Linked DNA regions of Mus musculus: all the other regions are linked to region 1. Evidence: chromatin loops called from intact Hi-C (ENCODE). Cell type or tissue: heart. All regions are shown on one strand. Region 1 overlaps Pick1 (protein interacting with C kinase 1). Region 2 holds the start of Gm52190 (a long non-coding RNA gene). Region 3 overlaps Fam227a (family with sequence similarity 227, member A). Region 4 holds the start of Pla2g6 (phospholipase A2, group VI). Region 5 holds the start of Maff (v-maf musculoaponeurotic fibrosarcoma oncogene family, protein F (avian)).

Region 1 (5,000 bases):
TGCCCTCAGAGGTCAGAAGAGGTCATGAGATCCCCTGCTTGGAGTTCCGGATGGTTGTGAAGCACAGAGTGGGTGCTGAGAACTGAACTCAGGTTATGCAGAAGCAACCAGTGCTCCTAACCACTGAGCCATCTCTCCAGCCCCCATGGTCCCCTTCTTGCTCTACTCAGGCATTGCTCTGACTTTCTTTGTCACACTCTTAATCCTGTCCCTAAGTCATCCTGGTACTGTCCTCACTGAGAACTAAGGGGTTACCTCTGTAGCCCCACCTAGTGCCCCTTTAGGCACCAGGCAGACTGAGGAGGGACTCAGAGCTCAGGACCATGTCCGTCCCAAGGGACCCTTCACACCCTACCCGACTGACCATGTTGGCTCACTCTGTGGGTGTAAGTTTTCAGTCCACGTTTGTTGAGAGTACATTCAGCCCCAATCTCAGAGGCCTTAGGATGGCAAGGACTAGAGTAACCATGTGGCCTTCCATGTACAGATGTCCTTTCCTGAGCAGTCACTAGAACATGGGACTAAGTGAATCCCCAAGTCACTCTACCTTCCCTCCTGGTCCCTGAGAAGCCCTGCTCCTTTTTCTTCTGGTTGGTGTACTAGAGCCAGATGTGTAGAAAGTAGTTTCTGGGGGGCTCTAGCCAGGGGCCACTGTCCTGATTGTGTCTGTACTGCTCTTGTAGGGGGAGGTGACCATCCATTACAACAAGCTGCAGGCGGACCCTAAGCAGGGCATGTCCCTGGACATTGGTAAGACAGGCCAGAGCAGCCATGTGCCAGGGGCTCTGGCTTTTCCTGTCCAAGCTAATCCAAAAGGCTGGGAGGAGCCAGGTGCTCTCCTTGTAGCTGTTCACAGGCCCCTGGCCCTGCATGCTCACTGCCCTGTATTTTATACCCTTCACTACCATACCTTGACCTGTGTGTCACATCCAATTTTAATCCCCCTCCTCCATGGCCACTCCTGCTATGTACTTTTGGGAAGATGTGTGGTGCAAACTGGACCTTATAATGTATATCTTAGATAGGGCTTTATTGCTGTGAAGAGACACCATGACCAAGGCAACTCTTATAAAGGCAAACATTTCATTGGAGCTGGCTTACAGTTTCAGAGGTTTAGTCCATTATCATCATGGTGGGAAGCATGGCAGCATCCAGGCAGACTTGTGCTGGAGGAGCAGAGAGTTCTACATCTTGATCTGAAAGCAGCAGGAGACTGTGTATCACACTGGGCATAGCTTGAGCATAAGAGACCTCCAGGACTGTCCCTACAGTGACACACTCTCTCCAACAAGGCCGCACCTCCTCTAACAAGGCCATACCTCCTCCAACAAGGCCACACCTCCTCTAACAGGGCCACACTTCCTAAGTGGGTCAAGTATTCAAACACATGAGTCTATGGGGGCCATACCTATTCAAACCATCACAGTGTGCTGTTTGGCAACTTGCCTGTGGCTAGAAGGGCTAGATCTTGTGAGACATGAGGCTTGGTGGTCTCCTGGCAGAACACCCAGATAATCCATATTTACCTAGAGCCCACAGCCCTTTAGGGCAGAGACTAAGGACAAATGAGCTCACCAGTGGTTTTTTTTTTTTAAGATTTATTTATTTTATTATTTATTTATTTATTATATGTAAGTACACTGTAGCTGTCTTCAGACGCACCAGAAGAGGGCATCAGATTTCATTATGGGTGGTTGTGAGCCACCATGTGGTTGCTGGAATTTGAACTTCGGACCTTCAGAAGAGCAGTCGGGTGCTCTTACCCACTGAGCCATCTCACCAGCCTCACCAGTGGTTTCTCTGTGTAGCCCTGGCTGTCCTAGAACATGCTCTGTAGACCAGGCTGTACGTGAACTCAGAAATCCCCTGCCTCCGCCTCCCGAGGTCTGAGATTAAAAGCGTGTGCCACTTCCTTGGTCTGATATGCTTGTTATTGAGCACTTTGATTCCATCCCAGGACCTGTACCGAGATCTTAGCTGGTTACATGAAGTGACCAGCCAGTGGCACTTAGTGATGCCCACCACCCTGAGGTGTCCAGCTGGAGAACCCTTACCTTGGCACAGATTTTCTCATGCTGGATGGGAAAGAGGAGTGATAAGGCTTTCTCTGTCTGGCCTGTGTGCTGGTGCTTGCACACACAAGTTCTGGGCTTTCACTGACACCGGTAGCAGAGAGCAGGCCACAGTCTTTGTGCCAAGCACTCCATGTTTACCTGTCCAGCTCCTCCCAGTGGGGGAGGGGGGGTGAGTAGGACAAGTAGCCCAGGATAGACTGCTGTGAGCCCTTGCTTCCTAACTGCTCCAAGCACCAAGCCGAGGCTTGTTGTCTTCCATCTACTCGCACACTCAGTGAGGCAGCTGTGATGGGGCGTGGCCTAGACAGCCCGGCCAGCAGCAGACTCATTGGCCTTTCTCTTGCTCCAGTGTTGAAGAAAGTCAAGCACCGGCTGGTAGAAAACATGAGTTCAGGCACAGCTGATGCCCTGGGCCTAAGCCGCGCCATCCTGTGTAACGGTAAGTCCTCCTTCCACCCTCTGGCTCAGCTCCCATCAAGCAATGGGCCTGATAGTGTTCATGCGCCTCAGTGTGGACAGCCAGGTTACACCTCGTCAGCTCCCCACGAGCTCCTACAGCTGTCAGCTGTGGGCTTTAGGTCGCCACCAAGGAGTTGGGGGCAACACAGACTTGGGAGGACAGGTGCTCCCTTCTAGCTGGGGTGCCTGGCCAGCCTGAGCCCCGCTCCACTGCCTGCATGTTCCACTACAGCCCACTGTGTGGAGCTCCACTACTTGTCCTGCACTGTGCTGTCCTCCTCAGTCTTGCCTTTGACCAGGAGGTGGCGCTGCTGTCCTTGTCTCCACTTCCTCTGCCTGTGCTGGGAGAAGCCATGTGCAGGCAAGGCACTTTACACACACACTGGATGTCTCCCTAGGAGGCTGATGGAACCCGTGCTCCTGCTCCTGCCGTCGCCAGCCTATGCTTATAAATAGCAGTGCTATGCATGTACGCGGGGAAGATAAAAATACCCATATAAACTGTGGGCTCAGCTGGGCACAGGGTCTTTATTGGCTGGGAGAATGGGGGTGGGGCCTGAGCATGTTCCAAATAGGGTACAAAGTGGCGGCTGCTATTTTCAGCCTCGTGGTGCCTATAAATCCTTGTTACTGTAGTCACTGTGCATTGAGATGAAATTAGAACTGGTTGTTGTTTCCCCCAAACCTTGCAATTTCCCTAGCTGTAAATAGGATTTCTAAAATTGAAGCTGTCATGTCCCATGACCCAGCTAAAAACAACTGCCTGCTGGCCACGTGCTTATGCTTTAGGGAGCCAGGACATAGAGGCTGTGGGCCACAGCAGCCTCCTGAAGACCTCCAAGGTGTACACCTTCCCCCTCTCCCAGTCCTAGCCCTTCCTTCACACAGCAAGCTTTCCTGCCCAGAGAAAAGCCTCTGCCTGTGTGGAGTCCCTCCCCTCCCCTCCCCTCCCCTCCCCTCCCCTCCCCTCCCCTCCCCTCCCCTCCCCTCCCCTCCCCTCCCCTCCCCTCCCCTCCCCTCCCCTCCCCTCCCCTCCTGCTTAAGATACCCTGCCTGAAGCTTCACACCAAAGTGCACCAAAGCCTGAGAGCAGGATTCTGCTTAGACAGACATAGCTGTGTAACTTTGGGCCAGCTGCCCTACCTCTCACCCTTCAGCTTTCTCTGTAGGATAGGCAAAGTGGTCCTTGCCCCAAGGTGCAAGCTGGAGAAGGGCCAGTGCTTATCAGGGACCTTAAGTGTTCCTGGCACACAGAGAGGTGACCCAGTGTGGCTGCAGGTGTTCTTGGGCCAGTACCTGGCCTGGGTAGGGCCTAGAGGCCCTCACCCTCTCATGAGCGGTGTGTGTCCTTCATCCCCACAGGTGGGGATCTATCCAGAGTTGGGGAGGTCCATTGCTGCACTTGGAGCCCCGAGGGCAGGACCTGGATCTTGGTTTTACCAGAGTCACTCCCCATAGGAGTTTGTTTTGACTAGGCATGTTAATTAGGTGAGCCATGGGAGCTTTTGATTGCTGAGCCTCAGCACTTAGCCTTGGTAGATAGCCAAGAAGTGGCCAAGCCGGGGAAGAGACCTTGGCTGGCTTTTGGAGTGCAATCCAGTAGTTTTTAGTAAGGCAGAGGGAACAGGGGATAGGCAAGGCCTTCCAGGGCCGTGCTCGCCAGACTTGGGCCAGCCAGAGCCTCTTCATAGCCTCTCCTCACAGCTGGCCTCTGCAGGGCTGTTGTTCTCCCTTGGCTTGCTGAGCCCACAGATGCCCCTGGTCTTGACCTCCACAGATGGCTTGGTAAAGCGGCTGGAGGAGCTGGAACGCACTGCTGAGCTGTACAAAGGTAGGGAGGAGTCTCAGCCAAGAAGTGCCTGGTGTTGGTCTGCCATGGGGGCCCTGTCTTAGAGAGTGGCAGTGGGGCAGGGGAACTACCTAGAAAGTTTGGGGAACAGTAAATGTATCAGGAGCCCCTGTAAATTTCTGCACTATCAGAGAGCCCCTAAGAGATTGTGTGTCATACATAATCCCAGTTGCCTGTCACATGGCTGTCACATGCCTGTCACATGGGATCCATATAGGGGGCCAACTCAGCCTTCATCCCTAGGCAGTGGGGAAAGCCTAAGGATCTAATGCATAGTGGGGACCTCAGGCCGCAAGGCTGGGGGGGCCAATGTGATCTCTGACCTGGGTCTTTGTCTTCTGTCACTTGGAACTCTTCCCACAGGGATGACGGAACACACCAAGAATCTCCTACGGGCCTTTTATGAGCTGTCGCAGACCCACCGGGGTAATGGCATCCCCAGACATGCCATGTTTTACTGCAAACCTCTGTCCCTCAAGACTTAGTAGCACCTAACAGTGAGGTGTGGCCAGCTTCCTCTCTGGGCCCTTCTCATCCCCACACCAAGTCCAGCACTCTGCTCTGACCCAGTCTGATGCTGGGTGTGGCAGTGACCATGAAGCAGCTGGTCTGGTTGG
Region 2 (5,000 bases), 140 kb after region 1:
ACTGAGATGCACGGCAGCTGGTGAGGGGCTGCCAGGGGCCTGAGCAGACTCATCCAACCCTCTACATGGGAATCCAGCAAGCTCCTCCTTGGGCACCCAACCTCCCCTGAGGGCGAAAGGACAGGAAACAGGAGACCTGACTTCTCTTCCTGAGCTGCCACCAGCTCCTCAGCCACCTCCCTCAGGCTCCCAATAATGTCTAACTGCAACCGTTCCGTGGCTTCGGCTGCATATGTGCGTGGCCAGCAGATTCTGAGCAGGTCGTAGCAGACAAGCATCTGTGTGTCTCCTCACAATCCCGATGCTCCAGTTGCTACTGGACTGGAGGTGAATCCAAAGCCACCACCTGCTTGCAGGGGAGCTGGGGTGCGGGAGAGAACCCCAGGAAGCAGGGCTTACGCTCCTTGCCTGGCCGGCCTGAAGCATCCTTTGTGGAACTAGAAACCACTTGGGACACTAAGGATGTTCCCCCATCACACCAAGGTACCTGGTGGCAAGTGATGAGCAGAGCTGTCCACACAAAGAAGCCGGAGATGGCCTGGGCGGCAGTGGTCATCAGGAACACAGGGTGCTCCATGGCTGTGGGGCTGCCCTCGGGGGTGGCAGAGACGCTAGGTGAAGCTGTTGTGGTTGTGGGTGACGCTGGGTCTGGGGCCAGCGCGGCCCCCCTCACTGTCATGGTTCCCAGCAGCAGCAGGCTCCCTGAGAGGATCTCGTGCCGTGAGTGACGGGCTGGCCTAGGGAAGAAACGGGAATAAGCGAGCGAGCGGTGGTGTGCTGTGAACAACCCTTCCAGGTCTGCATCATGGGCCTAGCCATGCCCCTGCTCAGCCCTTGCCCTGGCATCTCTGGGCCAATACACAATGGCCTGTGATGTTCTGAGACCTTTGTCACCTCAATCTTCCATAGTAAGTTAGGAGGCCAGAACATGGCTGGGAAGCAGGGTACAGAAGAGTGCTGACCTACAACTGCTAACAACAGCTTGACCACTGCTACCCTGCCAGTCCCTAAGTACTGTTGCCACAAGCTGGAGTCCTCACGTGGCACACGGAACTGTCCCATGGGCCTCTTTTCACTCTCCTATTTTTTTTTCTTTCAAGATTTATTTATTTATTATATGTAAGTACACTGTAGCTGCCCTCAGACACTCCAGAAGAGGGCGTCAGATCTCATAACGGAGCATGCATGTGGTTGCTGGGATTTGAACTTGGGACCTTCGGAACAGCAGTCAGTGCTCTCAACCACTGAGCCATCTCGCCAGCCCCTTGTCACCCTCCTTTAGAGGCTATGTATAGCCTAGGCAGGCCTTGAGTTCAAATCCTCAGTGAGTGAGGATAAAAGGCCTGTGCTGCGCTGATGTGACAGAATGGCTTTTCTTGTGGTTGCTGCTGTTTGGTTTTTGTTCTTCTGAGACAGGCTTTCTCTGTGTAGCCCTGGCTGTCCTAGAACTCACTCTTTAGACCAGGCTGGCCTTGAACTCTCAGAAATCCGCCTGCCTCTGCCTCCCAAGTGCTGGGATTAAAGGTGTGCTCCACCACTGTCAGGCTTGGCAAAGCTGTTTTATTGCTATGGGAATCTACCTGAAGGGCCTGGCTTTTGAGATTTCTCTCAGACTTCCATAATGGCTAACAGTCACTCAATCCTTCGGGTCCCAGCTGTGCTATCTGGGACATAAAGTTATGGCTTATCTTCAAATTTCAAACTATAAAACCTAGGACTTCACACATGCCAGGAAAGTACTCTATCTCTGCCCCCGCCCCACCCCCACCTCAGAGAAATCATCTTCTAACTCAATGTAGGAATCCACTTTCCCAAAACCCTGCCCAGACACTTCCCCAACCGGATACTCCAGGCCATTTCACATGCCCTAGCTATTCTCTAAGGAACACAGGGTCTGCGTTCGGTCCACGGGTCTCTCTTCCTGCCTGCTCAGAGGCAGTAAGTCCCCTATTCTCATCTTTGAATCTCCAGCACCAAGTCCAGCAGCCAAGCGATCTCTAATGCTCAGCCTCATTACCAGCTTTCGATCTGCATCTCCAGAGATGGTGAGTGAGGTGGGCCACACAAGAGCATGGCAGAACTGAGGAACGTCAAGGGACTTTCCGGTGGGAAAGCGAAACCAAGGGAAGATGGCATCTCTGAGGAAACAAAGCCTTTCTATGTCTAGACAGAGCTAGGGTCCCATCTGAAATGGAGACGTCATCCTCACGCAGCCCAGAGGAGAGCTGCTGACAGGTACCCACCACATGTCTGAAAATTGGGGCAAGGCTGGGCCAGAGACTAGAGCTACTTTCCAAGAACAAAGCTTTCCAGGAGCATCAGAATGCTCTTAAGGAGTGTGGTGCCCCAGATTGACAGCCACAGTGACAGCATTAGGAGGGGGGTCTTTGGAAGGTCAGGAGGGTAGAGTCCTCATGAAAGGGATCAGTACCCTGGTGTGAGACCCCTTCTCTACAACTTGAAGACAAAGAAGAGTTGCCTATGAACCAGAAATGAGCCCCACTGGACAGCGTGGTCAGTGCCTGGATCTCAACTGCCCAGCCTCTAGAACAGTGAGAAACAGGCTGGTTTCCAGCATTCTGTTATGGCAGCCAGAGGAGTCCAACTGCGCCTTCTACCCAGGCATCAGAGCCCTACAAGTCTCATCCTCCTCAGTGCTGCCACCTACTGACGGCGGTCAGTACTACCCAGCCATCAGGTGACCTGGAAGGCCAACTGCCCAAACCCCAGACTGCCAGTGACCCACTCTGCACCAGTGCGCGCACAGCTGAGAGGGGTGAGTGGGGAGAGAGACGGGGGGGGGGGGGGCTACTCTGCACCAGTGCACGCACGGCTGAGAGGGGTGAGTGGAGTGAGAGAGAGAGAGCGAGGGCACATCACAGACACTGGGAAGAAGCCTGATTGAAGCTTGAGTCCCCAGCTCCATCATCAGCCCAGGTGACCAACCTCACAGTCCCTTGCAAACCCCAAAGCTGACATCCAGGCCAGGATGTAGTGACCCCTCGTCTTTGTGGGGTCCAGACAACTCACACCTACCCTATGGTCCAGACCCCACCTTGCCCGGCTGTCCGCCCGCACTCCTGCTGGGCTCCCACTCACATCCAGCCTCCACATCTAGCTGTCAGAACACCGGGACCCAGGCAGAGCCCTTGGATTGCTCTCTTCCACATCGACAATCCCTAACCACCAACTAAAAGACAGATTCAAGACTCAAAAGCAGAGAAGGAATCTAAATTGGGAAACTGAAAAAAACGGAGAAGGTGTCTGTGTATGAGCACTGGTGGCAAGCTCTGGAGAGAGACGCCGTGGCAGCCTAATAATAGCTGCTGTAGGCATGGCTGCCAAGTTGAAAGCTAGCGCCTGAGACGTTTCTTTAGAAAGGTTTGCACCGTGAATCAACGTCTTTGCCTGTCACCCCAGATGAAAAGGATAAACATGGAGTGGGCAAAGAGACCCCTAAATCTCCAGCATTTCCTCCAAATATTATCTTATGTTTGTTTTCTTTCCCCTCATGGCAACTTTGAAGTGATATTATCTACATCTTGGAAACAGAATAAAGATGTGAAACTTGGCTTCCAGCCCCCTACCAAATGATTTGAAGGTTTCTAGAACATTCTCTCAGATCACAGTTAAAGCAATGTCCTCACTCTGGTCCCCTCAAAAGGCAGGTGTATCAGCTCCTCCACCCAGACCCAAGGCCCACATGGAGGCTGCCGACCACATCTGCAATCCAGTCCACAGCACCCTAAGCTCTGCACCTGCTCACAATGCGCACAGAGGGCGAGGGGAGCAGATCCTGGGACCCACTGCTTACAGGTGCACAGGCGAGAAGAGTACTGGGTCCCACTGTCCTATAGCTACAGACAGATGTCTTCCTGGGAGGGAGCACTCATGACCCAGATCCCAGAGCAAACAGCCCATTGGCTTGGTGGAGCACCTGGCCCCTGCGGCAGGGGGAACCGCAGCTGGTCTAGCACCCTCTAATCCGCATGGTCTCTGTGGCTTCCCTTTTAAATACAGTCCACGTTCCTCAAGGTGGGGAGGAAACATACAAGACGAGGCTTAGATTCCAACTGCTCTAGCAGATTCCAATTCTTTTTTGGGGGGAGGGGATAGGGGGTTCATCTGTGTGCATGTGTGCTTGTGTGTGCCTGCAGTTGTTTTTGAGAGTCTCTCGCTGGCCTGGGGCTTTCCAATTCAGCTCCCCCTTCTGTTTTTAACGTGGGTTCTGGAAACAAACTCCAAAACTCATTCTCGGTGGTTAGCACTTTAACCAAGAGCTGTTTCCCCAGCCCATGGCTCCCGGTCTTAGTTGAGCAACTGTCAAAATTCTGCCAAGGGTATGGCAGAGGGTGGTAGGGATCCAGTAGGGTCACTTCTCTGAGGAAATGTCCTGAAGCCTCTGGACCCTCATGATCTTGGGAAGACACGGCCTTGACCTTGAGGAGCCCAAAGCTCCACGCTCCTGCAGCACCACACTGCAATGTGGAGGTCACATCCGATCACGCTACACAGAGGCGACTGCCTGGGGGTCAGTGTGGTCAGGTGTCTGATGGGCAAGGATCTACCAGCAGCATCTAAACCCAGAAGAGTCTGAACATACTAACTTCAAGCTCTGAAGGTGCTGGGTGGGATTCCTGCCAGAGGAGTTCTACAGTGTTCCAGTGCAACTACGTCCGAGACGAGAGGGTTCTAGTCTACAGATGTCCCAAGGATAAATGGGCTTACAATTAGAAGTGACTATTTTAGGACTTGCAAGATGCTTGGGTAGAGGCACTTGCTGCCAAGCCTGATGACCTGAGTTCAGTCCCTGGAACTCACATAAAGGTGGAAGCTAATCCTCTGATCACTCCTCAATCAATCAATCAATCAATCTCTCTAATCTCTCTCTCTCCAAATCTTTCTCTCTCTCTTTCTCCAATTTCTCTCTCTCTCTCTCTCTCTCTCACACACACACACACACACACACACACACACACGCACACACATACACACACACA
Region 3 (5,000 bases), 370 kb after region 1:
TACAGAATCATTGCCCGTCTTCTCGAATGGAAATTGTTCACTTGAAAAGGAACCCAAGGCGAGTGTGGTGGCGCACTCGGGAGGCAGAGGCAGGCAGATTTCTGAGTTTGAGGCCAGCCTGGTCTACAAAGTGAGTTCCAGGACAGCCAGGGCTACACAGAAACACTGTCTCGAAAAACCAAAAAAGAAACCCAATAGCGATGGCAGGCTCTCCTTCTGAATCCACCGAAAATACAGTAACTTTTGAGCAACTCGCTAGAAGACATCAACAGTATACCGGAGAGCTACCAAAGAGCGCAGCAAGACGATTTAGGGAAATCTAACATATGTCGTTTGCTGTAGTGACAGCTGGGAGCAAGAAATGCTCATAATATTTGAAGGTTGTGTGCAGTACACTCAAAGGAAGAAACTGAAATGAGCTCGGTAATGACAAATTCATGAAGTGAAGAGAAAGGCTTGTTAGGATAGCATACCGATGGTTCCGTGCAACTTTTTAAACGTTTAAAAACAGCCACAAACAGGGAGTGAAAAAAAAATGCAACTTCTCGTCCAATCAGGAAAAAAAAATTCTGTAACAATTCTGAGTATTGTGAAGTGGCAGTTTCAAGTTGACGAAGGAAATGAGTGAATGGTGTTGGAGCGACTGGGTAGCCATCTGCAGGGAAATAAAACTGGAAGCCAACTTCACACCTTACGCCAAAATAACTTCTAGATGGATCAAACCGAACATAAGAAAAGCCTGAGAAGAAAACATGTGGCCATCTATTTTTACTTAAGAATGTTTTCTTTTTAAGATTTATTTATTTTATGTATGTGAGTACACTGTCGCTGTCTTCAGACATACCAGAAGAGGGCATCCAGATCCCAAGACATTCTTAAGGGGGCTGGAGAATTGACTCAGTGGTTAAGAGCACTAACTACTCTTCCTAAACGTCCTGAGTTCAATTCCCTGCAACCACATGGTGGCTCACAACCATCTGTCATGGGATTTGATGCCCTCTTCTGGTGTGTCTGAAGACAATGACAGGACAGTGTACTCACATACATACAATAAACAAATCTTTAAAAAAGAAAAAGAAATTAAAAAAAAAAGAATGTCTTTTAATCTATTGTGTTTTACTTCTTATGTATGAATGTTTTGCCTGCATGTACGTACATCATGTGAGTGTCTGGTGCCAGTGAAGGTCAGAAGAGGGTGTCAGATCCACTAGAACTAGAGTGACAGATGGCTGTGAGCCACTGTGTGGGGGCCAAGGATCGAATCTAGGTCTCCTGCAAGCGTAGAGCATAGCACAAAATTCAAAAGCCATAGAAGACTGATAAGATTATGTGTATGTGCGTTTGCCTGCATGTATACATGTGTACCACGTGTGTTGGCAACTTTCAGGCCAGAAGAGAGCATCAGATCCCCCAGAGCTAGAATTACAGGTAGTGAGGAGGTGCTCTCAACCATGGACAAGAGCCTCCTCTCCAAGCTCCTGATAAGACTATATTTAAAAAAGAAAAACATCAATCCCAGCACTTGAGAGGCAGAAAGAGGTAGGAAGATATCTGAGTTCAAGGCCACCTGGTCTACAGAGTGAGTTCCAGGACAGCCAGGGCTACACAGAGAACCCCTGTCTCAAAAAACATAGATAGATAGATAGATAGATAGATAGATAGATAGATAGATAGATAGATAGATAGATAGAAAAAGAAGTTCTGCATGGCAAGTGCTATTTTCCTATTTAAGACATTGAAAACATAGTAAGCCACTTTTGTGTTAGTTACTGCCAGATAATATGGCTTATTTTTTGCGGAGGGACTTCAGGAATGACCCAATTTTCATATACTGGGGAGAGGAGTCATATATTCTAAAGACTTAGTAAAACAGTCATTGGGGTTCAAAGGACCTGAGTTTTAAACCACTGCACTGTACTGCCCCTCTGTGGACAACCACCTTATAGCGAAATCTAGGCTCCTGGTCCCACTGGGGATCTGGGGAATTATCACACCAGCTGTCTGTGAATGTATATCCTTGGAATTTCAAGGGCACAAATTTGAGAACTACTTTGATAGAGAATTAAGAAAGTTTCATCACACATGCAACCCCACCCAGATCATTTGCCAGACAGATCTTTCCTTAAGACATTGATTGCATTTAGAAAGTGGGCATTGATTCCCAACTGTGTGCCAACTCCTGCACTAGATCTGCCATGGTAGAGATTCAAGGACAAGGCACCAGTGCTATTGAGGGCTGAGGTGAGAGAACACAGACAGTCGCAACGCTGCTGTGGGACATAACTCTTGAGTCTGCCTCTCCCTTTGCATAATTTTCCACAAATAGTTTCATCTTGAACTTAGGACTATAAAGCAGTTTTTAGAAACCAAACAGTGATTCACTTTGGCGAGAGATTTAGAAACGTGTCTTCCCTGAGGCCGGGTGCTCATACACAAAAAAGCTGTCCAAAACCGTTCTCTTACTGCAGGCACTGGTGAGCCGGTGCTGAGATGCTCTGCAACAGTGGCTCTCAGCCTTCCTAATGCTGTGCCCATTTTAGCCCAGTGCCTCAGGCTGTGGTGCCCCCAGCCAGAAAATGTTGTTGCTACTGCATAATTGTAATTTTGCTGTTATGAATTGTAATGTAAATATGTTTGGAGATAAATTGTTGCCAAAGGGGCCTTGACACACAGGTTGAGAATTACTGTTCTAGATAACATTCTGTTCTTAGATTCAGTCTAGACATACATACACATGCACAAACATACACACACACACACAGGCTGTATACCCCCTTAATTAATAATTTGCTTCCACTAGTGTGTTTTATGTTTTTCTTTTCTTCCTCTTTTTTCTTTCCCCTTTCTTTCTTCTTTCTTTCTTTCTTTCTTTCTTTCTTTCTTTCTTTCTTTCTTTCTTGCTTGCTTGCTTGCTTGCTTGCTTGCTTGCTTGTTTGCTTGCTTGCTTTCTTGCTTTCTTTTTGAGACAGAGTCTCACTATGTAGACTTGGCTCTCCTGGAAATCACAAAGATCTACCGGCCTCTACTTCCTGAATTCTTGTATCAAAGGTCTACAGTACCATGTCCACAATATTGTATATTTGGAAAGTGGAAATCTGTGGCCAAATGTGGTCCAAACATATGAAAGAAAAATGTTTTTCTCATGTTCTGTTGTGTGACCTCTCACAGGATGAAGTTGGAACTTCCAAAAACACAGAGAGAACCGTGTCCCTCTGTGTTAACCTTTCCCTTTTTATTTTTGTTTTTTGAGGCAGGGTTTCTCTGTGTAGCCCTGGCTGTCCTGGAACTCACTCTGTAACTGAGGCTGACCTTGAACTCAGAGATCCTCCTTTCTCTGCCTCCCAAGTGCTGGGATCATAGGTGTGCACAAGGATGTGAGTTCAGTCCCTGCCACACCCACTCCAGTGGAGTTTGCATGACAAGTCCAAAAGCTTGGCTGCAGTCCTGAAGCACAAAGTTTCACAGAAACTGGTCTCCTGGAGCATCTTTAGCATAACATACAGATGTGGCCCAGATAGGTCCTTGCGATAGTCGGTGTAGGATTTAGAGTGCTTGCTTTCAGTATTGTTTTATTAAATAAGTGCCTCCAAGGAATGATTTGACAAATAGCAAAGTTAGATTGGCCTCCACCAGTGTTCCAACAGCCTAGGCAATCATTGAGCCAACCTTGAGCTTTGAATTTCATGAGAATGCTACTCATTCACACGAAAAGCCTCCAGTGTTGATAGAGAGATAGTAAGAGAAAGCAGGCATTGTAGTTTACTGGATTAGAGTAGAAATCTCAGGACAAGTTCTACAAAATTAACTTGGAATTCTCATTAGTCAGGTATGGCAGACTACATTACATATTAAAAGAAAGTTGGTAGGCTCCTCTGTTAAATGGAGGTTCCCTACAGATTCTTAAAATAACAACTAAGCCACTCCCATATACATGAGTTTACAGTGGCCTAAGAAGAAAGTGGGTTGTGGTCTAAGAAGGAACTAGAGTAAATACTTAGAATAACAGTTGAGTCACTCCCATATATAGGAATTTACAATGGCCTAGGGAAAAAGTGGATTATACAATAGACTAGAATTGGAACTATGGCAAGAGCATAAAGCTCTTGCCCTTAGCTTCTAAGAATAAGCTGACCTTAGATAGGGCTGATTTTTTCCCAGTTGTAAACACTGATTTTTATCCCAACTATAAACACTGATTTTTAACCCAGTTGTAAACACTGCCTGGTTCCTGTTAGATTTTGTGTATGCATTTCTCTGTTTTGTGTAAAGAGTCATTTTGCATTGGGTAACCTCAATGTACCTTGGATGACCTTAATGTATCACCTAACTTCCTTGTTTTCTTCTGTAATATAAGTCTGATGCTCGCTTTGAGAAATTACACTCAGATCTAGCTCTCCCTTGTGTGAGTGTCTGTTTGCCATTTTGCTGACTCCTTGCCCACTTGAGTACAGGGATCCTGATTTTCCCGTGGGTTGAGGGACCGACTGAGTCCAGTCTATGGCAAGTGTGGGTACTGGGACAACTGCTGCCCTCTTCTGATCTATACACACATGAATACACACACACACACACACACACATGCAAATAAAAATAAGTCTCAAAAACATAGAAAGAGATACAGGGTGGTATGGGAACATGCACAGGGACACCTGATCTAGTTTTGGGGGAGGGGAGGCATGGCATTTAGGCTGGCAAGATAAAGAGGGCAAAAGCTGATGTGGGACAGTGCATGAGCTGGGATTCAGTAGAAGGGCAGCAGACTGGGAAAGCATGCCCTTGGGCTGCAAGCTCTCTCTCTCTGCCTGTCTTCTGGTCTTTCCTAGTATCTGATTTCTAATTCTGTGCTTATTACTTCAGGGAGACATTCTGACAAACTCTTTCATGTGTGTCTATGAAGGCTTCCTGGAGATTAATGGGAAGAAAAGAAACAAATAAACAAAAAAATCATCCAAGTTTTAAAAACCAAAATCAAAATAGAAACAGTTGGTTTTTATTGAAAA
Region 4 (5,000 bases), 87 kb after region 1:
CCTTTGGTCCTCTCTCTCCCTATCCCCCAGCCCTTTCCATCCTGCCTATGAAACAACAGCAAAGCAGGGAGCTTGTACAGGGCCACACTGGTCACCAAGCCTTGTCTTCTACATCTTCTCATTCAAATACTGAGCCTCGTGGCAGTCACTAATGTGGGCAGAAAATTCAGTCCTATCTGGCACAGTGAGAAAACAGACAAGAACAGAGCATGGCCTCCAAGCTCCAGAACCACGTGAAGGCAGAGACCAGAACAAAACACTGCACTAGTCTAAGGGTGGAGCTTCAACGAGGCCAAACCAAACCTGCCCAATCCTGTCGGGCTGGCAAGAGGGCAGGTGGGGGAACTTTAGAGGAAGGATTGGTATTTGTTTGCGATCATGTGAACTGCCCATTAAAAATACAGGCAGAGATCCATAAACCCTTGTGCCCTCCCAGTCGCACTCACACCCAAATCCCTAGTCACAGTCACCTGGGTCACAGGCTCCTAGTCGCCAGCTTCCAGGTCATCGGAGGGAGCTGGAGGTGAACCCAGGATTGGAGGCTAGAGAACTGGGAAAAACACACGGGGGAGCAAATGGAAACCGGAGGCACAAGAGAAGATAAGCAGGGAGTTAGAAATGGGGGCTCAGGGGTTGGGCACAAAGGGACGGACGCAGGAAGCAGGTGGCGTGGGGGAAATCGGGCAATGAGGCAGAAAACCAGGAGCACTCAGAAGCGCAGAGAGAGGAGCTGGGGACAGTGGACAGTCCAGGGTGAAAGTCGGGCAATGAATTGGGAGAAGGGTTGATTTTGGAAGTTGGGAAACTGAGGGCGGCAACGGAGAAGAATGCGGTCACCGGATGGGAGTTGGGGACGCCAGGGGATGAAAGGACAGAAGCCGGGAGCACTCAAGGAGGCCAGATAGGAGTTAACGGAGGACATGCCTCAGAGTCGCAGACACGAGGCCGGTCCTAAGCAGGGTCCAGGTGACGACATTCAAGACAGGGGCACCAGGAGGTTTGGGAAAGGGCCGTCAGGCCCCGCCCCCGCCGCGCCGTCACTCACCTCGGCTTACTCAGCACTTCTCAGCCCTCCTACTTCCGCAAACTGACGCGCCCCGCCCACGTGACGACACTACGGCTCTCCACCAATCCACCGAGCCCATGCCGCAGGCAGGCTGTGGCCCCGACCCCAAGCGTGGACCTCGCACGCGGTCAGGCGCCGCCATCTTCTATAACTGCCCAATGGAAGCCGCTTCTGTTGCCAGGGGGCGGTCGGGCTTCTGACTGAAGCCAATTCTGCGTGGCTGATGGGGGCCATGCCTCGGGCGGGCGGAAGTTTCTCGTGAGGGCAGTTTGGCTGACGTGTTGATAAAGGGCAGGAGGCTGTTCCCGGCTCCCTTCGACCTCAAGGAATCCAGGGTGGCTCGGACTCTGAACTTTTCTGTTTCTGGCAACACATGAAGATAATAAGAAAGAAAATCAATAAAGCCACAGGATATAACCGGGAAGAGCCTGCTTTGATGTTGCCAGGTTCTCCCAAACCAAATTGCAAATAAAAATATGGAATTAACGGTTAGGTTGAAATAAGACAAAATAAAAAAAACTTTCAGGTGGGGAGGGAGGTAATACGCGCGCGCATATGTGTGGTGGGTGGTGGCCAACATAGGGTTTCTGTAGACCAAGCTGGCTATGAACTCAGATTGCCTGGTGTGTGCCACAAGCTTTTTTTTTTTTTTTTTTTTTTTTTTTTTTTTTTTGAGATAGGGTCTCCCACTGAATCTGGAGCTCCCCCACTGGGTTAGCCTAGCTGGCTATGGAACTCCAGGAGGCTTCTTGTTTCCTCTTTCCCAGCTTTGAAGTTTAAAACATTTACCTTTTTCCGTGGGTGCTGGGTATCGAACTCAGATCATTGTGACAACTTCACAAGCACTTTTCCTACTGAGGTATCTAACCAGCCCCCGAACAAGCCTAGTGGCAAGTGATAAAACTGTATTTGTTGCCTACCAACTCTACCTCAAGATGCCAGGCAATTCTGGGTGTGGTTATTGCACACGTACAATCTCAACATTTGGATGCTGGATCAGGAGTTCAAACCCAGCCACAACTAGTTCAGTTGAATCCCAACCTGGCACTCTGTCTCTCAATAAATAAATGAATGGATGTCTGGAGGAATCTTAGCACTTTTAGTAGGATTTTACTTGAATGACCTCTGTGAGGCTGAGAAGTAGCTGCGGTTGCGTCTGGGAATAGGTGATTGTCACTGAGAAGACTCAGACCTCATGCCTAACTATCATGGAATTCCAATAGATGGAATTAAAGTGAATAACGCGGGGGCTGGTGAGATGGTTCCTCGGTTAAGACCACTGGCTGTTCTTCCAGAGGTCCTGAGTTCAATTCCAGCAACCACATGGTAGCTCTCAACCATCTGTAATGGGATCTAGTGCCCTCTCCTGGCATGCAGGCATACATGCACACAGAGCACTCATACCATAAATAAATAAATAAATAGATAGATAGATAGATAGATAGGTAAATAGATAAATAAATAAATAAATAAATAAATAAATAAATAAATAGTGAATAAATACATGGTTGGTAATGCTGATTTTAAGGACTGCTGGAGAATAGCCAGGAGCCTGGGTTTGGTGACTCATTTACTTTGGACTAAGCTGCTCTCTTCCCCATCTCCAGTCTACCAGCTTCGGTTGAACCTTTACTTTCTTTTTTTTTTTTTTTTTTTTTTTTAAAGGAATTATTTATTTAATATACATGAGTACACTGTAGCTGACATAAGACACACCAGAAGAGGGCATCAAATCTCATTACAGATGGTTGTGAGCCACCATGTGGTTGCTGGGAATTGAACTCAGGACCTCTGGAAGCGGAGTCAGTGTCCTTAACCGCTGAGCCATCTCTCCAGCCCCGAACCTTTACTTTCTTAAATGAGCCTTGAGCTAGGGGCCTAGCGAGATCTCCCCAGGCTGTTCTCTGTCCTGATGCTCTTCTTAGTCTCTCCACAGACACAAATAGCCAGTTGCCAAGCAACCAGAGCAACCACCTTTCTAGGTTTAGTTAAGAACCTACCCAGGTTGCCAGGGGCGTTGGCATACACCTGTAAGCTTACCACTTGGGAAGGAAAAGAACGGTTTCACAAATTCAAAGCCAGCCTGGGCTACATAGCAAGACTTTTTCTGAAAAATACAAGTAAAAGATAAGTAAGAGGGGGGCATGTGGGGGTGGGGAAGGAATCAGGATGTAGAGTGGATACATTTTTTCTTTTTTTTTTTTTTTCTTTTTGGTTTTTCAAGACAGGGTTTCTCTGTGTAGCCCTGGCTATCCTGGAACTTACTCTGTAGACCAAGCTGGCCTTGAACTGCGCTGGGATTAAAGGCATGCGCCACCACCGCCTGGCTACAAGGGGACTTTTGAAGTTGGCCTAAATGTATTTTTCATTATGCTATGTTTAGGTATGGCCCCCAGAGACTCCTGTTTGAACAAGCCTATGGTGGACAGGGAGTGGAATGTGATGGTTTGCATATGCTCGTCCCAGGGAGTGGTCTTGTTAGAGGAAGTGTGTCACTGTGGGGATGGGCTTGGAGATCTTCCTCCTAGCTGCCTGCTGCTCAGTCTTCCTGGCTTCCTTTGGATGAAGATGTAGAACTCTCAGCTCCTCCTGCACCATGCCTGCCTGGATGCTGCTGTGCTCCTGCCTTGATGACAATGAACTGAACCTCTGAACCTATAACCAGTCCCAATTAAATGTTTTCATTTATAAGAGAAAAAAAAACAAATGCAGTAGTGAAAGGAGGTGTGCTTAAAGTCTTTGCTCGTGTTGCCCTAGCATAGCAGGGCAGTGGCTATGGGGCAGGCCCTGGAGACAGGGCCTCAGGAGCCACCTGCAACAACCTGAGAAATGGTCTTTTAGAGACCTGCATTGAAGCAAAACCAGTATTCTTGACTTTGCTACAGGAGAAAAAGGATTCAAAGTGAGCTATTGTGAAACAGAATCGGAGGCTGGGCAGTGGTGGCACACGCCTTTAATCCCAGCACTTGGGAGGCAGAGGCAGGTGGATTTCTGAGTTTGAGGCCAGCCTGGTTTACAGAGTGAGTTCCAGAAGAGCCCAGGCGACACAGAGAAATCATGTCTTGAAAAAAGAAAAAGAAAAAAAAAAAAAAAAAAAAAAAGAAACAGAATTGGGGTTTATTTGGAGGAAAATTTAGGGCAGTTCTGCATACATGTTGGGGAGAGAGAGCACACTTAATAACAGGATAGCAAAGCCAGGCATGGTGGCGCACGCCTTTAGGCCCAGCACTTGGGAGGAAGAGGCAAGTAGAACTCTGAGAGTTCAGGACTCCATAGTGAGACCTTGTGAAAGGAAAGGGAAACAGATAGAGGGGGGTACATAGTATACACACAAATACAGCTATAATTTCTCTCTCTCTTTTTAAGATTTACTTATTTTATATGACTACTCTGTCTCTGTCTTCAGACACACCAGAAGAGGGCATCAGATCCCATTACAGATGGTTGTGAGCCACCATGTGGCTGCTGGGGATTGAACTCGGGACCTCCAAAAGAGCAGTCAGTGGTCTTAACCGATGAGCCATCTCTCTCAGCCCTGGTAGTAATTTCTTAAGTGAGAGCTGCTCCCAAGTGTCCTAGCACCTATAGCGTTTTTTCTGTGTGTGATCATGTGTGCCTGCACAGGAGTGCTAGTGAACAACTGTAGATTCCAGAAGACAGCCTTGGCTGTCAGTCCCCCATTTCCACCTTTAAAGATTGCTCTCAGGACTGTAAAGACAGCTCATTGAGGCAGTTATGGGCTCCTGCTATACACTTCCAGAGGACCACGCCACACCAGCCTCCTCACAACCGCCTGCAACTGCAGCTCAGGGGAGTCCTGCTTCTTTTCCTCTGTAAGCCCCTGCCCTCATATCTATACACAGTACCTAGTAAAAAGAACATAAATAAATCCTTTTTTAACTTCTCTCAGGGGATAATGAGATGGCTCTGTGGT
Region 5 (5,000 bases), 100 kb after region 1:
TCTCTCCTTGTGTGTTTATGTGTCTGTGTATGAGTGTATGTGTGTGTGTATGTGTATAAGTGTATGTGTGTGTATGAATGTATTATGTATTATGTATGTTTATGTGTCTGTGTATGTGAGTGTATATGTGTGTGTATAAGTGTATGTGTGTGTATGAATGTATTATGTATTATGTATGTTTATGTGTGTGTTTGTATGTGACATGTCGAGGTCAGAAGGCAACTCTGTGGGGTCAGTAGTCTCCTTTGACATTACATGGATTCTGGATGATTAAACTCTTGTTATCAAACTTGCATCCTTGGGTGACAGTGCCTTTTACCTCCTGAGCCATCTTGGCTGGCTCCAAGTATGTGAATATCTTGCTTCTTGTCAAACACACATATCTGCTGATGGTCCCTATTGCAATATCTTATTACAGTGGGGTGGCTCTATGGTCATTTTCTAGGGCCATTGTGCTCTCTTGGAACAAAACAAGAAGGAGGAGGAGGAGGAGGAGGAGGAGGAGGAGGAGGAGGAGGAGGAGGAGGAGGAGGAGGAGGAGGGAAGGAAGAAAAAAGAAAGGAAGAGAAAAGAAAAGGCAGGTTTCTCTGCTTTTGTCTCTTAATTTCTACCAGTGTGAACACTCCAGGCTTGCTCTGTTTAAATGCTGAAGATGTCCCAGACTTAGGCAGTGGGAGTGGCCTCAGGCCAGGTCTTTCAGGAAGGCAGCTTATCAAACAAAGAGTAACCTGAGCAGGCCAGGGTCCAGACAAGTGCCCACACTGACCTGCCTTCCTCTGCAGGCTGTCAGAGGGGATGGAAGTGACACCCTCAACCGGTCTCCCCTTTCATCTCAAGTGAGCAAGAACTCCGAGGTTTCACGGGTCCTGGGTCTGGTAGCCTTGTTTCATCCTGTGACTCAGAGTTTGGTAGAGGGGGTGACAGTGTGCAGTCTGGCAGGACAGCCAACAGGGAGGCCTCAGCTCTCTCACCTTCATTCTACCCACCAGTCCCTCTTACCAGAAAGATCAGTGACATGGGCAAAGATCTCACTGAAAGATAAAAAGATGTGATAGATCCCAAATCATTCTCTCCTCCAGCCACTTGAGCTCTGAAGCCTCTTCTCCCAGGATACCATTTTTTGCGGGGCGTCTCATGACTCTGCCACTGGAAAGACAGTGTGAGAAGGCCAACCCCACTGCTAAACGCAGCATTGCACAACATTGCTTGGCCATTACCAAAAGATCGACTTCTGTGGGCAGTAGGGTGTGGATGCAGAAGCCTGGCTCCCTGTTCTCCTAGGCTGAGGATGTGGGCGATGGATCTAGCCACATGGGGTCCTCACTGTCATACAGGTCTACTGGATTTCTTCATTAGTTGAGCACCTACTATTTGCCAGGCACAGCCTCAGCTCTCTAGAAGGTAGGAAAAGGGTGTGTGGGGGGTGGGGGAGGGTGGTGAACAGGATTGTGTATTTTCTAGAATTGAGAACTTGAGTTCAGAGGTAAATTTTTTGAACACCTTTTTCTTATAACTTGTGTTTTCCTTAAATTCACTTATTTGTTATGTGTCTGTGTGTGAATGGACCCATTCCACCGCTCTAAGTACGTAGAGATCAGAGGTCAGCTTTCTGGAGTCATTGTCTCCTTCCACCTTGGAAGTTGTGGGGTCTGAACGTTAGGCATCAGAGTTTAGTAACAAGCAAGCACATCGACCCACAGGGAAAGCGTCCCTGGGGCGAGTGGAGGTAGGGTTGAAGATATGGAGCCGACACCACGTGAAGACCAGGGGTAGGCAATTGCTGTGGCTTCGGAAATACAAACCTACGGTTCACAGGTACAGAGAAGGCACTTAAAACCACGAGACTGGATGAGGTCATCCGGACAAAGGATGTAGATCGACGAGAGAAGAGGCCAGACAGTGAACTGTAAAGCAAAGCAAATGACACCTCCACCCACGCCGTTCTCCAGAGGTGTCACGTGAATGCATCCAGAGGACACAGTCCCAGCACGGAGAACCGTGGCGGCTCTGGCTGTGGGCTCCTACAGCGGGGTCTACTGGGGGCGGCGCCTCACTCGGGCGTGGGCGGGGTCTCGGCTCCAGGCGGCCGCTCTGGGGCTTGCTGGCGGCTGGGGCGGTGACGTCACTGCATGACTGGGTTTTTATGAATGAAAGGAATCCTGTGCGTGAGTAATTCCGGGAAGCTCGCCTTACAACTGCGCGCGGCTCCAGCCCCCTTCGCCGCCTGCCCCATAACAAAACTCGGAGCGGCGCTGCGCGGAGCCGGGTTCCTAGTGAACTGCGGTCCCGATCGGAGAGGAGTGGGGCTCGAGAGCGGCCAAGGACCGCCACCGCGACAGCCGCGACAAGCACGCACTGAGCGCCGGGCCTGGCGGAGAGCGGTAAGGACGCGTCAGGGACGGGGACCGAGCTCCAGAAGTGTGAGCTCCGGGTCCTGCCTGGGCGGCGCGTGGTCCTCCTGCCCCTTCGGCGCCCCCTTAACATCAGCTCCCGGAGGGGCCTCCGAGGGGCTGGCTGGGAGGCGGTGCGCGGGCCCCGGAGGAAGCCGGGGCGGGGGCGGGGGCGGGGCGTGCACGTACGTGACTCGGTGAGAACAGTCCCTGGAGCCGCGCCCAGCACCTTGTGTGCGCGGTTTGTTTACGTCTCCCGGTGGCGTGCGTGCGGCTGTGTTCTTTGGGGAGCGTCCTGAGTTCTGCGGGCTGCGTGCACACGGTGTACTTCGGGGTGTGTGTTTGTGTGTGTGGCCGCACGCGCTCCTTGGAGACTGACACTAGCCCAGTGTATCTTGAAGTGGGTGCGCACCAGTGTCCACTGGAGCAAATGCGGAATAAGGACCCGAGCGAAGGAAGTGGCCCGATCGGTGGTCACACCAGGTCTGGAATTTTTCTCCCGCCCCTTCCACCCTCCGTCATCCTCCCCCTTTCCACCAGCCGGGACTGCCCGGTCCCTGTTGTCTCTGGAGTTTCCCCTGGCTGGAGCCATGTGACATCAGTGTTTGTTCCTCGCCCAGCGCGGGTGCCTGCAGCTTAGAATAGAGCAGAGGTTAGCGAGCCAGTCTTCTCCTGGCCACCTGGTGGATCTGGGAACCTAGTACATGGGAGTCCTTCCTTAGCCCCAAGTTTTCCGGCTCAGTATGGACTGTCCACCCCTGGATTGTCCCATTCTTCCAGTCTCAGGAGAAACAGGCAAGGCCAGAAAGTTTGTGACAGATTGGAGAACACAAGGCTCCCGGACTATTCTGTTGGCGACTGTGGTTGGTCTGGGTGTCTGAGGCTGCACCTGCTGGGTCCAGGAGGATGGCATGAGGCCCACTGTCACACTCCTCAGGTTGGACTCCTTAGACTGGACCTCTGTGTAGACCGATCGGTGGTCACACCAGGTCTGGAATTTTTCTCCCGCCCCTTCCACCCTCCGTCATCCTCCCCCTTTCCACCCTGGACCCCAGGGCTACTTAAATACTGGGCCAGCTGGCACACCTGGAGTCTACCCATGCCCAGCAAGATCAGCAGCCAGTGCTAACCCCTGATCTTCCTGAGGGAAGGGTTAATGTGGGAGAGGAGCGCTGCCTGAGAACACCTGTTCTGGGAACCCCCGTGATCCCACTCAAGACTTTCCCTCTTACCCCCTCCCCCACCCGAGGGTGCTGGAGTCCGAGGAGGTGGCAACTGAACTAGTTAGGGGGTGGAATCAGTGATATTTTAACTTTGAGCCCAGTGAGTTCTGCTACCACTGTGAGGATTCCAGGGTCCCCATCTGCAGTATGATGGCAGGAGAGCTCTGCAAGACGCTCTGGAAGCTGAGATGCACAGCCTGTTTTCCAGGGGAAACAGGGAAAGCAGAGGCCATCCCAAGGACCGGGGCTGGATAGAATTGGGGGTTAGGGGTTTGCAGCCAGGCCCACAGGAATCATGTGGGTCCATCCTCAAACCTCATCAGGAAACATCTCCCAGTAAAGCTGGGGGATCAGAGGTGAGGGGACGTGGCTAACTGGCTCACTGACAGATGGAAACTTAGCATTGAAAGATGGTTTTCCCTTGAGTCTCCAGGGGACACTTTTTTTGTTTAACAAGCATTTTGTCTGCATGTATATGTTTGCACTGGGTGTGTACCTGGTGCCAGCAGAGGTCAGAAGAGGGTTTTGGGTCCCTTGGAATTGTAGTTACCAGTCATGTGGTTGCTGGGAACCAAATCTGGGTCTTCTCTGTAGGAGTGTTCTTAACCACTGAGCCGTCTCTTCACCTTATTTATTTTGGAAAGGAGGACAAATTTATTTGAGCTCATGGTGTGAGGGGGTATATGCTCACCGTGGCAGGAAGCGTGGTGGTCAGACCAGTTTGTCTGTGGCTGTGGTGGTACGGGGCTGCTGGCCCCCATCTCAGTGCCCCTGGAAGCTGCTGGGCCAGATGTTGGGGTGAGGCTGATAGGCAGATGCAGAGATTGCCTTCTAGGAAACAAAGTAAAAGAACCAAAGAAGTAGATACAGTGTAGCAGCTGAGATAGGCGGGATGATGCAGAAAGCCAAGTTTGCTTAAGTAGCAACAGGGCTTCTACTTAGCTGGCCTCAATCATGGAAGGTTTCGCCGGGGGATGTGGCTAGCAACTTGGTGACTGATGGTGACTCTGGAACCCGGAGGACAAGGGCTGTATTTCCTCTTTGGACCTTCAAGGCGCAGCACAGGACCTGGCAGACAGTAGGTGCTCCCTGCATCTGTGGCTAGTTGAAGAAATGAGCAATGGGTCTAGGTCCTTGAGGTCTGTGACACAGGTAGAAAGAGGACCTCGGGTCCAGGGAAGCAGAAAGCAAGACTGTGGGCTATTGGGGGCTTGAACCCCGCCCCCAATGAGCAGGTCCTGTAGAGTACAGGGGAGTTCCTTCTTCACACACACAGAGCCCTTTTGACCAATAGTCAATAGAAAATCCTGTCTGCTCATTTGTTGGTTATTAGGGGAAAAGATGCTATGAGAATGGAGGGAACATGTTAGCAGCCAGAGGCGCCTCT

Evidence for each region. Hi-C counts contacts between places; a loop is a spot of excess contacts. Peaks named below come from ENCODE experiments on the same cell type or tissue, not always from the same donor. Only the 100,000 strongest peaks of a DNase experiment are listed, where the experiment ranks them.
Region 2: a loop joins it to region 1, with 4 times the contacts of the local background. A loop is called at or near these places in 8 of 42 quality-filtered maps.
Region 3: a loop joins it to region 1, with 2.7 times the contacts of the local background. A loop is called at or near these places in 7 of 42 quality-filtered maps.
Region 4: it touches region 1 in a loop (2.0-fold over the local background); 5 of 42 quality-filtered maps call a loop at or near these places.
Region 5: a loop joins it to region 1, with 4 times the contacts of the local background. A loop is called at or near these places in 3 of 42 quality-filtered maps.

Annotation. Positions count from the first base shown.
Region 1 is chr15:79,240,544-79,245,543 of GRCm38, forward strand. Pick1 (protein interacting with C kinase 1) reads left to right here. Exons shown (of 13, transcript NM_001045558.1): 5 at 684-750; 6 at 2,425-2,514; 7 at 4,312-4,365; 8 at 4,747-4,809. Among named protein-coding and RNA genes, the nearest start is that of Slc16a8, 12 kb to the right of the region's middle. In heart, no CTCF peak of the experiment used is centred here; DNase peaks (open chromatin) are centred at 2,268, 2,858, 4,098 and 4,258; H3K4me3 peaks cover 546 bases; H3K27ac peaks cover 2,368 bases.
Region 2 is chr15:79,377,977-79,382,976 of GRCm38, forward strand. It overlaps Tmem184b (transmembrane protein 184b), which reads right to left. Exons shown (of 9, transcript NM_172608.1): 2 at 488-737. The coding sequence starts at 679. Gm52190 (a long non-coding RNA gene) reads left to right here and starts at 720. Exons shown (of 2, transcript XR_003951550.1): 1 at 720-2,776. In heart, CTCF peaks have their summits at 1,179 (motif pointing right), 2,661 (motif pointing left) and 2,861; DNase peaks (open chromatin) are centred at 625, 1,923, 2,665, 3,035 and 1 weaker place; H3K4me3 peaks cover 537 bases; H3K27ac peaks cover 2,649 bases.
Region 3 is chr15:79,606,022-79,611,021 of GRCm38, forward strand. Fam227a (family with sequence similarity 227, member A) reads right to left here. Exons shown (of 18, transcript NM_029407.1): 18 at 3,555-5,000. Among named protein-coding and RNA genes, the nearest start is that of Dmc1, 3.4 kb to the left of the region's middle. In heart, a CTCF peak has its summit at 1,929; no DNase peak of the experiment used is centred here.
Region 4 is chr15:79,327,165-79,332,164 of GRCm38, forward strand. Pla2g6 (phospholipase A2, group VI) reads right to left here and starts at 1,207. Exons shown (of 17, transcript NM_001199023.1): 1 at 471-1,207. In heart, a CTCF peak has its summit at 2,441 (motif pointing left); DNase peaks (open chromatin) are centred at 507 and 1,167; H3K4me3 peaks cover 1,695 bases; H3K27ac peaks cover 2,239 bases.
Region 5 is chr15:79,345,374-79,350,373 of GRCm38, forward strand. Maff (v-maf musculoaponeurotic fibrosarcoma oncogene family, protein F (avian)) reads left to right here and starts at 2,147. Exons shown (of 3, transcript NM_010755.4): 1 at 2,147-2,381. In heart, a CTCF peak has its summit at 3,074; DNase peaks (open chromatin) are centred at 1,218, 2,128, 2,808 and 3,478; H3K4me3 peaks cover 2,237 bases; H3K27ac peaks cover 2,907 bases.